Linked DNA regions of Homo sapiens: region 1 is linked to region 2. A link is a loop called in an ENCODE intact Hi-C map of the cell type or tissue named here. Cell type or tissue: prostate gland. All regions are shown on one strand. Each heading gives the region's core, and the rest is flanking DNA. Links, peaks and the distances in the headings are about the cores only. Region 1 has its middle 48 kb from the start of SHISAL1. Region 2 overlaps PARVB (parvin beta).

Evidence for each region. A loop is a pair of places that touch in the nucleus more often than their neighbours do. Peaks named below come from ENCODE experiments on the same cell type or tissue, not always from the same donor. Only the 100,000 strongest peaks of a DNase experiment are listed, where the experiment ranks them.
Region 1: a loop joins it to region 2, with 2.5 times the contacts of the local background. A loop is called at or near these places in 4 of 110 quality-filtered maps.

What each region holds. Positions count from the first base shown.
Region 1 is chr22:44,357,401-44,363,976 of GRCh38, forward strand. No RefSeq gene overlaps it. Among named protein-coding and RNA genes, the nearest start is that of SHISAL1, 48 kb to the left of the region's middle. In prostate gland, for the core only: a CTCF peak has its summit at 3,358; DNase peaks (open chromatin) are centred at 3,438 and 3,821; H3K27ac peaks cover 469 bases.
Region 2 is chr22:44,078,473-44,085,048 of GRCh38, forward strand. All of the region lies in intron 1 of PARVB (parvin beta), which reads left to right. Among named protein-coding and RNA genes, the nearest start is that of PARVB, 57 kb to the left of the region's middle. In prostate gland, for the core only: a CTCF peak has its summit at 2,888 (motif pointing right); a DNase peak (open chromatin) is centred at 2,899.

The sequences.
Region 1 (6,576 bases), core at 2,412-4,911, 280 kb after region 2:
TCAGTTTCCAGGTCTGAGCTGGCCATCCTGGAGATAAAAGAGCCTCGTGGTTAGGGGCTCTGCTCACCACTATGTGCAGGGGAGGAGGCCACCTTGAGGATAAGGGAAAGATCTGCATGCATTGTGCAGACATTCACTCATTCACCACTTGTTGCTGCCTCTGTGCCCACACAATACCATGTCTGCCCCAAGGACGCAGCTACATTAAAAGCAATTGCAATGCTGCACGATCAGGGCTCTGAACTCGGGGACTTCGGGGGTCCAGAGGGCACCTGGCCCAGCCTGGAATAAGGTGGCATGTGCAGGAAGGCTTCTTGGAGCACGTGGCTTTTGAAATAAACATAAAAGGAAGAGAATCCAAGCTTCTGGGCTCCCAGCTTATTTGCTGTGTGACCTCGGGCCAGCCCCTTGCCTTCTCTGAGCCTCCTGAAATGAAAAACCAGGAGCAAGAGTTCACAGGCCACCAAGGCCTGCCCCCAGGAGAGACTCAGAGTTGTCACATCAGTTGAGCCTCAGGGTCCCCAGACTGTGCTGTCAAAGCCAGCTGAAGTAAAGATACTGGTTCCCCTGCAAGGGAGTCAGGCGGGTCATGCTTACATTCCAGCCAGCTCCCAAAGCTACATGCGTGAGGATAAGAAAAGAAACTCCAACAAACATCTGAAACATTTCACGGCTCCCTGCCCCGCTGTTCCAGTTGGAGAGAAAACAGAACGCTGAGCCAGTCTCGCTGACGACCCACACGCTGCCGCGGCCGAGCCTGGACCATCCAATGGCATCCTGGTTCTTTTCATTCAATTTAGTCTCTGCGGTTGGCCACCTGCCTGTCCTTTTGAGCACTGAACTCGAGGGATAAATGGGGAAGCTGGAGCTGGGCAGATGTCACCGTTTCTGGGAGTTGCCGCTCGCTCACCACCTGGGATTTTGTTTTCCCCGTTGGAAGACAGAATATCCCAGCAACGTGCAATCCTTCTTTGCTGGCAGGTTTAAGGCCTCTTGTAAACAAGAGCCAAAGAAGGAGAGAGAAACACACTTTTGCCGTGTGCCTGTTCTGAGCCAGGCTCTGTGCGGCGCCTGATATCCTTTCAATCCTCTGTACCTATTTTACGAATAAGAAACGAAGAGGCAGGGAGCTGAGAGAGCCCCCTTGGGAGGTGAAATTATCACTTGGAATGTCAAGCTTGCTCTAAACCAGGACATGGACTGAGATTTCAGGGCTGAGCAGTTTCGGGGGGATGGTTAAGCTGGTGGAGGGCTAAGGGGTATGTGTTAAAGAGAAAAATTGCACCTGACCCGTGTTTAAAAATGGCAAAGAAGACTTTACCAAAGATGATTGTAACAGCGAACAGAGTTTGAACTCAACCTTGAAGACAGGAAGGACAGCTGGAAATTTATGGCCAAGGAGCAGAGTGAGGGGCAGTGGATGGAAAATTACTCAGAAGGACTAGATTTGACATCAAGGGTAGAGGACTTCCTGCTACCCAGGCCCGGTGGGATTCTTGCTAAAGGGACAAGGACTTAACGATCAAGAGTGGGAGAGAGGAACTTGATCTGAGATCAAGGGTGGGGGATTCTCTCCCTGAACTGACTTAGCGGGATTCTTTGCCAGCCAAGGTCAAGGCCTGTGCCAGAAGAGGGCTCAGAGACACCTGGCTAAAGTTTGGTCGAGGACGGCGCTCTGTCACGTGGAGGGGGAGACACTTAGGAGCAGGAGGTTGCGCACCACAGTGTGAATGTCCAAGTCTCCCCAGGGACGTGGCAGGGCTTCGAGGTATCCTAGGAGGTGGTGAGGGGCCGGGACAAATGCCCAGAGCCAGGGGGAGGTGGCGGGGGCACGCTGAGGATCCAGCAGGTACTGGACCCAGAGGTCTGGGGACCCCAGTGTGTGTGACAGACCCGAGGTTCTCAGTCGAAGTTTGGGGTCAGCAGGGGAGGAAAGAGATGCTGAATTAGGTTGGCAGGGTGAGGGCGGCAAAGGGCTCAGTGCTGGGTGTTGCTGAGGCAGTGGCTCAGGCCCCCTTGGTGTCCAGAAGGCATCCTCTGGGTGTCCATCAGGGACAGTACCAGTCCTCCGCTGTAACTGTGTGCACCTTAATGGGAGCCATCTCCCCAGTTTCTTGCTAACAGAACACAGATTTGGTTAGGCGGCAATGTGCCTAGGCCCAGAGGGACCCCAGGATGAGCACCCTGGATGAGGGGTAGACCACACGTGTGGGGACATGCGTGTTACCTGGGCCCCCACCTGCGGTCCAGCAGACCTTGGTGAGGTTGGTGCTTGGGACTCCTCAGCTGCAGAGCTGAGTCCCAGTTCAGCCGCTTCCTGGTGGGGTGAACTCAGCCCTTGCTCAACTCAGCTTCCTAATCCTGAAAACAGGTAGTGAGGACACTTACTCCCCAGAGAGAGTCATGAGGATTTCATGGGCCCAAGCTCGGCCCATGGGGTTAGCGATGATGGCATGCTGCGGGGCTAGCTGGAGAGGAGCCATCCTCCCCATGGGGCTGCATGGGCGTGTGTGCAAAGGGCCAGGGGCAGGCTGGCTGAGGCAGCCTTCAAAGCTATCCGCTGGCCGGGTACAGTGGCTCACACCTGTAATCACAGAACTTTTGGGGGACAAGGAGGGCGGATCACAAGGTCAAGAGATCGAGACTATCCTGGCCAACATGGTGAAACCCCATCTCTATTAAAAATACAAAAAGTAGCTGGGCATGGTGGTGTAAGCCCGTAGTCCCAGCTACTTGGGAAGCTGAGGCAGGAGAATCTCTTGAATCCAGGAGGTTGCAGTGAGCCGAGATCGTGCCACTGCACCCCAGCCTGGCGACAGAAGAAGACTCCGTCGCAAAAAAAAAGCTACCCTGCTTTGCAAAAGCTCTCTCACCTTGGCTCCTGCCAATCCCCTCACTGCCTGCAGGACACAGGCTTCCCCCAAGCCTATTCTCATTCCACAGATGAAGAAACCAAGAAAGCGAGGCTCAGAGAGGCAAAGCAGCCCACTTAAGTCTGGCAGCCGGTGAGGAGTACAATGGAGACGCAAGTGTGGGCCTTGCCCTGCCCCACCCGGGGCTGCAGCAGGGTGGGCTGGGAAGGGATTTCTGAGACTGAGAACGGCGTAGGCAAAGGCTCAGAGGCAGGAAGGGGCCTGGAAACCCAGGGCACGCGAATGTTGGGTAGCATGGTGCCGAGCTGGGAAAGGCGCCTCTGGGGAGAGCAGGTCATGCCCAGACTGTGGCCCAGGGTTTCTGTAAATGGAGCTTCGCACAGTAGGCCCACGGCAGCCAGTGTAATTTGGAGAGAAAATTCCAACCGGATGAAAACAAATGTTCTTTGCTACTGCAGCTCCCTGCCCTGCAGGCCATCTCAGGCTGTTACAGCTGGCGGCCGGCTGGAGACTGCGAGCGGCAAGGAATTCGGAGCCAGGGCCAGGGCAGTGCTTCATTCCAGTGGAAACGTGTGCTAGCTGCGGATTTCTGGGTGGTGTGGTATGGGCTGGAGCCGGCTGGCATGGATGGAGGCACGCAAGGACGTGTGGGGGCTAGATCTGTCCCCCCAGGAATCCCACCAGCTTCCGTCATGACTCAGTTCTGGGACAGCCGAGGGCTTAGGAATTGGCTTGGGCTTTGCAGAGCAGACGTGGAAAGGTCAGCTCCACACTGGCCCAGTGTGGAGGCTGGCAGGGCCCAAACCAGAAAGGAAAAGTGGCCTGGCTCTGGCCTCGGTGATCTTGGTGTTCGGGTGTGTGCCGGCGAGCCTGCCTTCTCATCGGGGGGTGTGTGTGCCCCCAGGGCAAGGACTGTGCCCAAATGTGTCATTGTCGAATTCATCCAACAACTTCCGAACAGCAGTTGTGTGCCAAGCCCAAGCGGGCACTGCGGGTGCCAAGGTAAATAGGTCTCAAGTTCTGTCTCCTCCCAGCTCCTTCCAGCACTGGGCTCCCGACTGGCACCGTCAGGCTCTGGAATGAACCAGGCCTGGGTTCAATTCTGCCTCAGCCCTGACTGTGAGAGCCTGGACAAGTCACTGTCTCCCCTAGACCTGGCTTCCCCTGAGAAGGGCAGGGGTAAGGGTGCTGTCGCAGCAGTTACTGGGGTAGTGATCCTGGAGTCTCGAATAACTCAGGCTCTTTAAATCCTAGAACTCTGATGAATCACCCATGCTATGGGCTCGGTTATGGCCCCCAAAATTCATGTGTTGAAATCCTAACTCCCATACCTCCACATGTGGCTGTACCTGGAGACAGGGCCTTTAAAGAGGTGACTAAGTTAGAATGCAGTCAATGGGGTGGGCCCTAATCCAGTAGGACTGGTTTCCTTATAAGAAGAGGAGACTGGGACACAGACACCCACAGAGGGACAATCAGGTGGCCAAAGACACTGGGAGAAGGTGGCATCTACGCACCAAGGAAGAGAGGCCTCAGGAGGAACCACCCAGCTGGGACCTTGGCCTCCTGAGTGGTGAGAAGATGGCTGTCTGTTGTTGAAGCTGCCCCGTCCATCGGTGCTGCCTTGGTATATGGCAACTCGAGCAAAACACAAGCCGCACTGCAGACCTTCTCAGGCTGGAGTCCCCCTGCAGGGTACCCGCCGTGGGCCCCTGGCTGGCAGTTTTACTGGGGTTCAGTTCTAGAGGAGGCAGGGCTCCCAGCCCCAAGCCTGTCCAAGACGATTCTCTACCCAGAGGATCCCAAATGTTTCTCTCAAAGGAATGCCTTCCACCGTCCCTGACAGAGCACAGCCAGGGGTTAGTTATAGCCAGGGGTTAGTTACAGCCAGGAGTTAGTTACAGCCAGGGGTTAGTTATAGCCAGGGGTTAGTTATAGCCAGGGGTTAGTTACAGCCAGGGGTTAGTTATAGCCAGGGGTTAGTTACAGCCAGGGGTTAGTTATAGCCAGGGGTTAGTTATAGCCAGGGGTTAGTTACAGCCAGGGGTTAGTTATAGCCAGGGGTTAGTTACAGCCAGGGGTTAGTTATAGCCAGGGGTTAGTTACAGCCAGGGGTTAGTTACAGCCAGGGGTTAGTTATAGCCAGGGCCCGGCTTCTGCCTCCAGGGACTGTTCTTAGGGACGCTCTAGTTCCAAAGATACTTTCGGCCGTAGCATCCTGGTTGAAAAACCACATAGAGGAACAAGCAGTTGAGTGAGCCCTGGTGGGTCCATTCAATGGAGTCCAAAGTAGCTTACACCAGTTGGTCTGAAAGTTACACCCAGGGAAATGCAGAAGGTGACCGATGCCTATTGAATGACCCTCCAAGCAGCGCCTGGCTCCAAGAAATGCTTTCTGTAAGTTATCTTGTTTATTTTTCTTCCTAAGGAAGCTAGATATTTTTGTCCCTATTTTACACACAAGACTAAAGAACATCTCAAAGGCAGGGATTTGGTCTCCCTCACTTCCCTTCCCAGCACCCAGGACCCAGCACAAGGCTCCATCCAGTTGACCATAGCAGCAAACATGGGCACCCACTGGCTGTGTGCTGGCCACACCCTGAGCCCTTGACATGGGCTGGCTTATACCATGCTCAATGCCCATGGCAAATACTGTGTCAGACCCATTTCACAGATAAAGAATCTGAAGCCCAGAGGGGCTGTGACTTGTCCAAGGTAAACGCCTAGAACGTGGGGGTGCCAGGAGTCACCCCTGGCACTGCTGGGCTCCTAGCCCAAGTGTGCAGACGCTGGCTATCCTGCCTCTCAGCCCACGGTAGTTGAAGGACTGAATGAGCGAGTGGCCCTGCTACGTCCTGGCTGCGGGGTCTGCAGTAAGTCCCCTAGACCTGCTAAGCCCCAGTGTCCTCATCTGTAAAATGGGCTTCCCCCGCTCCCCACCAGGAGCTGCCTTGTGTTGCTGAGAGAGATGTGGCCTGATTCCAGAGACTCGGCCTCGTTGGGTGGACTGCCGGCTTTGTGGGGGCAGGGAGGGCGGGGAGCATGGGGCCATCTGCAGCCCCTGGTGCCTGACTATGAGTGTCTGATGAAGGACCTCACCCTAGGACTTGGGGCCCTCAAGGCATGGTGACTCACCCCGGCTCCTTCCTTCCTCCATGGCCCTGTGTCACTGGCTTAGGAGCCCCCAGCTCAGCAGCCTGCGTGAGCGAGCCCCAAGTGCTCTCAGACCAGCCCAGGCTCACACCCAGGACATGAGGCCACGACGACCACCTGGCACATCCCTCTGCTCGCCACAGCCCCGGCCCTGATGGCTCCCAGCCCTCTGGAAGGGCCAGCCCGGCTGGATCAGGAACGCCAGTCCGGAGAGTAATGAGGGTTCCCTGTGGAATGAGAGAGACTCCACATGGTTGGCGGCGGCGCCTGGACGGTAGCCAGCACTTTTCCAGGGCATTCCGGGAATCCCGCTCTGGCCCCTTGTCTGACGCACTTTGAGTCAGCACTTGAGCCAGACGGCCGCTCTGGGCTGGCCAAGAGACAGGCCAAGCGTCCCCACAGGAGCGCTAGTTGTGTGAGGGAGCCCAGAGTCCCCTGACTTAAACGGGCCTGGCTCACTGCCCCCATTTCACAGATGAGAACACCAAGGTCCAGAGGCAGGGCAACCTGTCCACCCTGGATACTCCCTGTCAATCATCAGAGTGGCTCC
Region 2 (6,576 bases), core at 1,718-4,217:
GGGAGGTATCTGGACCTAGTAAAAGGCTCTGGTCCTCCTGCTTCCTCTTGTAAGGACCCTGTCAATCACATCGGGCCCCCTGAATAACCAGGCTAATCTCCCACCCCAAGGTCCTTACCTAATCACATCTACAAAGTCCCCCTCTTGCCATGTGAAGTCACAGGTTCCTGGGACTTGATGTGAACATCTTTGCAGGGACCATGATCCAGCCTTCCATAGAGGCAGTGACAGATGGAGTAGAATATAGGTCCTTTGAGTATTTATTTATTTAAGATGGAGTCTCACTCTGTCGCCCAGGCTGGAGTGCAATGGCGAGATCTCAGCTCACTGCAGCCTCTGACTCCTGGGTTCAAGCGATTCTCCTGCCTCAGCCTCCCAAGTAACTAGGATTACAGGCGCAGACCACCAAGTGCAGCTAATTTTTTTGTATTTTTAATAGAGATGAGGTTTTACCATGTTGGCCAGGCTGGTCTCAAACTCTTGACCTAAGGTGATCCACCCGCCTCGGCCTCCCAAAGTGCTGGGATAACAGGCGTGAGCCACCGCGCCCGGCCCCTGTGAGTTTTTACAAGAGACACTGCAGTAGAGAGAATGGTAGAGTCCTCAAACCCTGATTCAGTCGTTCATGAATTCACTGAGCACTCAACGTTTCCCGCAATGTGTGTCCTCTTCTTTGCCAGCCTGCTGGTGTGCTCCTGGTGCTTGGTCCACCATAGATGGGTGTGCTTGGTCCAGGAGGCTGATGGTGCTGACATCTGGGCTGATATTCACCGTTTTTAGTGACTTGAATGACGTCCATGCAGAAGAGCTAGTGCACCATCCTTGTGTTTGAAAATGCCCGGGCTCCAGCCTGAGAACCTGGTAGGCCAGTAATTGGAGGGACAGTAGCAGGATCGAGAAGCCATCTGTGTCACGTGTTCTTGGGGACAAAGAGGAGACACAGGCTCAAGGAACAGCAAGGTTTGTGGGACACAGCTGTGTCTGAAAACGTCAAGCAGTTAGCTCATCCCTGGCTACTTCCTGTGAACCCATTAAATCCCCAGGCTGAGGAGGACAGAGGGTGAGGGAATCTGACCCCTTACTCAGCCCTTTAGCCAGCGGCTGCTGTGCTAAGCCATTCTGAGAAGCCACCGGTGGAGAACTGACTTCAGGTCGTGCTGACTGTGAGGCCATCCAGTTGTTTTTGCACATTGAAAACAATACATTACACTTTGGGAGGCCGAGGTGGGTGGATCACTTGAGGTCAGGAGTTCGAGACCAGCCTGGCCAACATGGTGAAACCCCGTCTCTACTAAACATACAAAAATTAGCCGGGCATGGTGGTGGGCGCCTGTAATCCCAGCTACTTGGGAGGCTGAGGCAGGAGGATCGCTTGAACCCAGGATGTGGTGGTTGAAGTGAGCCGAGATTGTGCCACTGCACTCCAGCCTGGGGGACAGAGCAAGACTCCTTCTCAAAAAAAACATTGTTCCGGATTTGCTAATAAGGAGGCAACCTCCTCAGACCTTGGTGTCACAGGAGAATGGCCCGCGGCAGCCTTAGGGCCAGTTGTGATTTTATCCACAGTGTTGGTCAGATGCGTCCTCTGTGCTTGTTTAATATTCATTCTGCTTGCGTGAACAAAGCCATGTCAGTTTCAGTAACGCTTGTGCCAGGGGGCACCCGGTGTGGAGCAGGGCTCAGTAAAACTGCTGCAAAGAATGTTCCAGGCTTTTTGAAATTACGTGGAGTTGCTGGGGCTCTCTTGAGGCTGTTAATTTACTTAGGGCTGCTGTGACAAAATACCACAAACCCAGTGGTTTAAACCAACACAAATCTATTATTTTACAGTTCTGGAGGTCAGGAGTCCCAACATCAAGGTGGCAGCAGGGCCGGTTCCTTCCGGAGGCTCCAGGGGAGAATCCCATTCCTTGCCTTTTCCAACTTGCAGAGGCACCTGCGTTCCTTAGTGCCTGGCCTCTTCCTCTGTCTTCAAAGCCATCTCCCGATCTTTCTCTGTCTCCTTCGCCACACCTCCTCTGGCTCTGGCCCTCCTGCTTCCTCTTGTAAGGACCCTGTCAATCACATTGGGCCCCCTGCATAATCCAGGCTAATCTCCCACCCCAAGGTCCTTACCTAATCACATCTGCAAACTCCCTCTTGCCATGCAAAGTCACAGTTTCCTGGGACTTGATGTGGACATCTTTGCAGGGACCAAGATCCAGCCTTCCATAGAGACAGTGACAGATGGAGTAGAAAGTACATCCTTTGAGTTTTTACAGGAGACACTGCAGTAGAGAGAATGGTAGAGTCCCGAAACCCTGATTCATTCATTCATGAATTCACCGAGTGTTCACGGAGCACCTGCCTCAGTCCAGGCGTCATGTTGGGAGCAGGGGAGACAGAGCAGGCCATGCATCTGTCCTTTCAGAGCACTGTAGACGCAAATCCTGTAGCACAGATGTGCCTTAGACTAATAGTGCCTCGAAAGGAGAGGAAGGGGAATGGATGCGGGGAGTGGGGAACCTGACCTGCTTTGTGGGGTCATGGAGTGACTCTCCACCTGCCGTCATCCCTCCATCCCTTGTTTGGGGCTGTTCCTCCAAAGGTGCAGTCTCCAGCAGGGGTGTGGGGACCCCTGTGGGCCGTGAAGGCCTTTCTCCTTTTCTGCTGTGGGCATTGCATCTGTTCCTGATGGGTAGAGTTGTCTGTGCCCGGTGGGGCCCAAGGCAGTGCCATGGTGGTTCTTTGAGTATCTCAGGTGGGAACTGAGCTGCCAGCACCAGAGGCCAATGGCTTCCAGCACTCCCCAAATCCACCTGCTTTTGGAAGGGGCCTGTCTCCGAAGCAGGCCGGGTCCTCCTGTTGGGGGAAGCTTTCATGGAGGCATCTGTGTCACTTCTGCAGGGGAGACAGCCGCTAGAGGGCACTGTCCTTCTGGCCTTTCCCACATCCCCGTTTCCATGGCAGGTGCATAGTAAAGCCTTTCTTTTTCTAACGACTTAATGATTTAATCTTCTTATTTTCTCAGCAGACAACGCTTTGGACTTCCCTGGATACATTGGGACGTTACCAGTCACATTAATTAATACGAGTTTCACAACTTGGGAACCAGCGAACGTGCTTCTCCAGACTTAGCTTCTGCACGGCCGTTTCTGCTTTCCTTTATGAAGTGCGTTTCTCTAAGAGCCTGGCAGTCTCATGGGGCTCGTCTGTTGCTGGAAGTGAGCAGCGGGTTCCATTGCCCCCCGCCTCGGTGGGGCTCATTGTGCAGCTTGCTGGCAAGTGGCTGGGCTCGGAGGGGCGGTGACGGTGACACACGCCAGGGGAAAGGTTGGCATCCTCTTCTGAGAATTGTTTCTTTTGGGTTTCACACCCTGCCCCCACCTTCTGCTGCCTCGAGGCTCTTTTCTTCTTATTATTAGCTAATGACAGATTTCATGACCAGTGACTGAAATCATTTGGAAGTACCCCCTGAAAGCCAGCGTGATGGGTTGGAGAAATGTGACAGACGCAGCCTCTGAAAATCACAGAGGCAGAGGCTTGCGTCGAAGGACTTGCTAAGGAATTAGGATGAGAGTGGTCAGGAGGCAGTGGCTGCTGGGCACTGGAGCTGAGGGTGAGGGGCCGAGAAAACGGGAGGCAAATGGGGTAGCTCTTTTTTGGGGCGGGGGAGGCTGGCTTTGGGGATGTGTATCCCACTGTGCACCGCAAGGTGGGGGCACTGGGCGGTAGGTTCCCGTGCTCCGGAAGGGTGGCAATTGAAGGGAGGAATTAAAGAAGTTGGCCAGGTGCGGTGGTTCGTGCCTGTAATCCCAGCACTTTGGGAGGCCGAGGCAGGTGGATCACTTGAAATCAGGAGTTCGAGATCCACCTGGCCAACATAGTGAAACCTCATCTGTACTAAAAATACAAAAATTAGCTGGGTGTGGTGGTGCACACTTGTAATCCCAGCTACTCAGGAGGCTGAGGCAGGAGAATCGCTTGAATCTGGGAGGTGGAGGTTGCAGTGAGCCAAGATCGAGCCACTGCACTCCAGCCTGGGCGACAGAGCAAGAGTCCGTCTCAAAAACAAAAACAAAAACAAAAAACAAAAAACAAAAACTGACTCATGTGGCTTTCAGTCTGAGAAACCAATCAGATCATCATTGTCTCTAAAGAATGTGTCCTCCTTTGTAGACAAGAAGCTCACCGGCCCCTCCATGCCCCGGTTTCTCGCCCAGGTGGGTTAGACGGCCAACCTGACATTTTACCGTGCACCTGGAAGTCTTTCTTCCTGTTCTCCTTCCCACAAAGGATTCATTTTTCTGTGGTTCTAACATTTTCCTGATCACCCCAGGGACAAAGGGGAAGAAAAGACCGTGTTTCTGGGCCAAGGGAATCATCTGTTTAACATGGGCTTCGGAGCTTTTTTTACATTTCTATGTAAGCAACTTTTCGTATTCAGAAGACCCAGTTTCCCTGAGCCAGATGGACTCCTTCCATCTCGGGGTGGTCTGTATTTCAGATTCCTGCAGCAGGTGGCTGGTCGGAATGCACACCCCAGGAGGTGAGGCTGGGGGGATGTTGGCTCCTGGGCTGCTTGTACTAGCAAGTCCCTAATTGCGGAGCGGACTCCTTCCTCCTGAGCCCATCAGCCTCTACGTGGCCACATCAGGGTAATTGGGTTCCTTGTGAAACACGACTGCCAGGCTAATGTAAACCTTAATGGAAACCCTCTTTTTCCACCCAATTAAGTGGCTGGAGGTGGGATGCTGTGTGAGAGCCGTCAGTTCAGTTCCCTGACTTTCTCTTGTAGAAATTATCTATGTAGCTCCATTTGGCCTACATAAGCTTAGCATTTGTGTTCATTCATTCATTCATTCCACAGATATTCAGAGAGCAGTTATCCATGTGCTGGGTTTTATGCAGGATGTGAGGCCATGGTCATGAATGGGACCTGGCCCCTGTGCACTCCTTGCGGGGTCGGGGGGTGCAGGGAGATGAGCACAGTCCACAATCACATGATCGGGGAATAGGGTTTGTCATTGTCATGTGCACGGGGAGCTGTGGAAACCCAGAGGAGGGGCCCGAACTGCACCCAGGGATAGAGGATGTGCAGAGTGTGCTTTCCAGACGGTGGGAAATGGGTGGAGCTAGCTGACCTGAAGTGAAGGGCATTGCAGGTTGTGGGGACAGTCGAGCAGAGGGGCAGAGATATGACCTACAGAAGTGGCCTGGAATGGCCTCATCAGACGATGAGTGTGGAAGCATGGTAACTGCAGCTGTATTGATGAGAGGAGGGGTCTGCTCATTAACAGTCATCGGGTACCACTATGAAGGTTTTGCGTTTTACCCTGGAGCTGGTGGGAGCCATGGGGTGCACTGCAGCAGGGAGTGACCAACGCCAGCTTTGTGTATTGGAAGGATTTCTACATCAGACAGGACTCTCTTGGTTTGCAAAGGACAGAAAACCCAACTCAAAATGGCTTAAAAGCAAAACAGAATTCACTGGTACATTTGACAGAATGGTCTGTGGGGTTGGATGGCCTCAGGTAAGGCTTGATCCAGCACATAGAAGGTGTTGCTAGATCCTAGATTCTGTTCTCCCCTTCCCCGAGCTCTTTCGATCTGGTGCCTTCATCTCCAGGCTCTGTATAGTGGTAAGATGATGGGACGGCTTCAACCTCCATCCTTTCTGGGTCAAGGCCAGTGGGAAGGAGTGCCTGTCTCATTCTCTATTCCTGGTAAAGTCTCAGTGCAGTTCATTAGCTCTAACTGGGCCATGCCCATCCCTGACTGTGTTCCTGGGAGGCCAGTGTGCCAGCTGGCTTTGTCCTGGGATGCCTGCTCCACCCCAGAGCTGAACTACAAGGCCCGAGCATGGTGGCAGGAGGGGTGGCTCTCTCTGAGGGAGGCTGAGTCTTGTTTGCCTGAAAGGATCAATGGATGCTGGAGAAGAAAAGCAATGGTGTCCATAACAGTCACCTCCAGAAGGGGAGAGGCTGGGCTGGGGTGGGAAGAGTTTAGGGCAGGGCTTGCAGGGGCCAAGGTGGCCATCCTGGTGAGAAAGCCCCACTGGCCAATCCAAGAATAGGGCACGAGATGTGAGCCTGCCAAGGGTACTCCCAGGTCTGGCATCTTGGTTCTTTCCGCTGCGTTCTTGGCACAGACACTCATGCCAGGGCCTTTGCTGTCACCCATAGTCTCAGAGTCATGTTATTATTCTGCAGTCATCTGTGGGGATGGGACCGTGCAGGACTTTCCCTCCCCAGCTTCCTCCCTCCTTCAGGGTAGCTCACTGTGTCCCCCGAGGCAGCCAGTGCTGCCGGGAGAGGCCCGAGACTCCTTCTGGGTCTCAGAGCCATTTCTATGGTTGAACCCAGTGTGTGTCCTTCCCTGTAGAATTGGCTGCCACTTTGTTTCCTTTAGGGTCCCCACTGCACCCTGTACATAACCCTGCCAGGACATCTGTTTATTTTCCATTCTTGTAGCTTTATTTTTATTTCAAAAGGAGTACAAGAACACAGTCTGGTGGCAGAGCCTCCCTCTGTCTCCTCCTTACCTTCAGCCACTGGGCCTTGCATCAGTAATGCTGCTCTTGTCATTCTGGAGCAT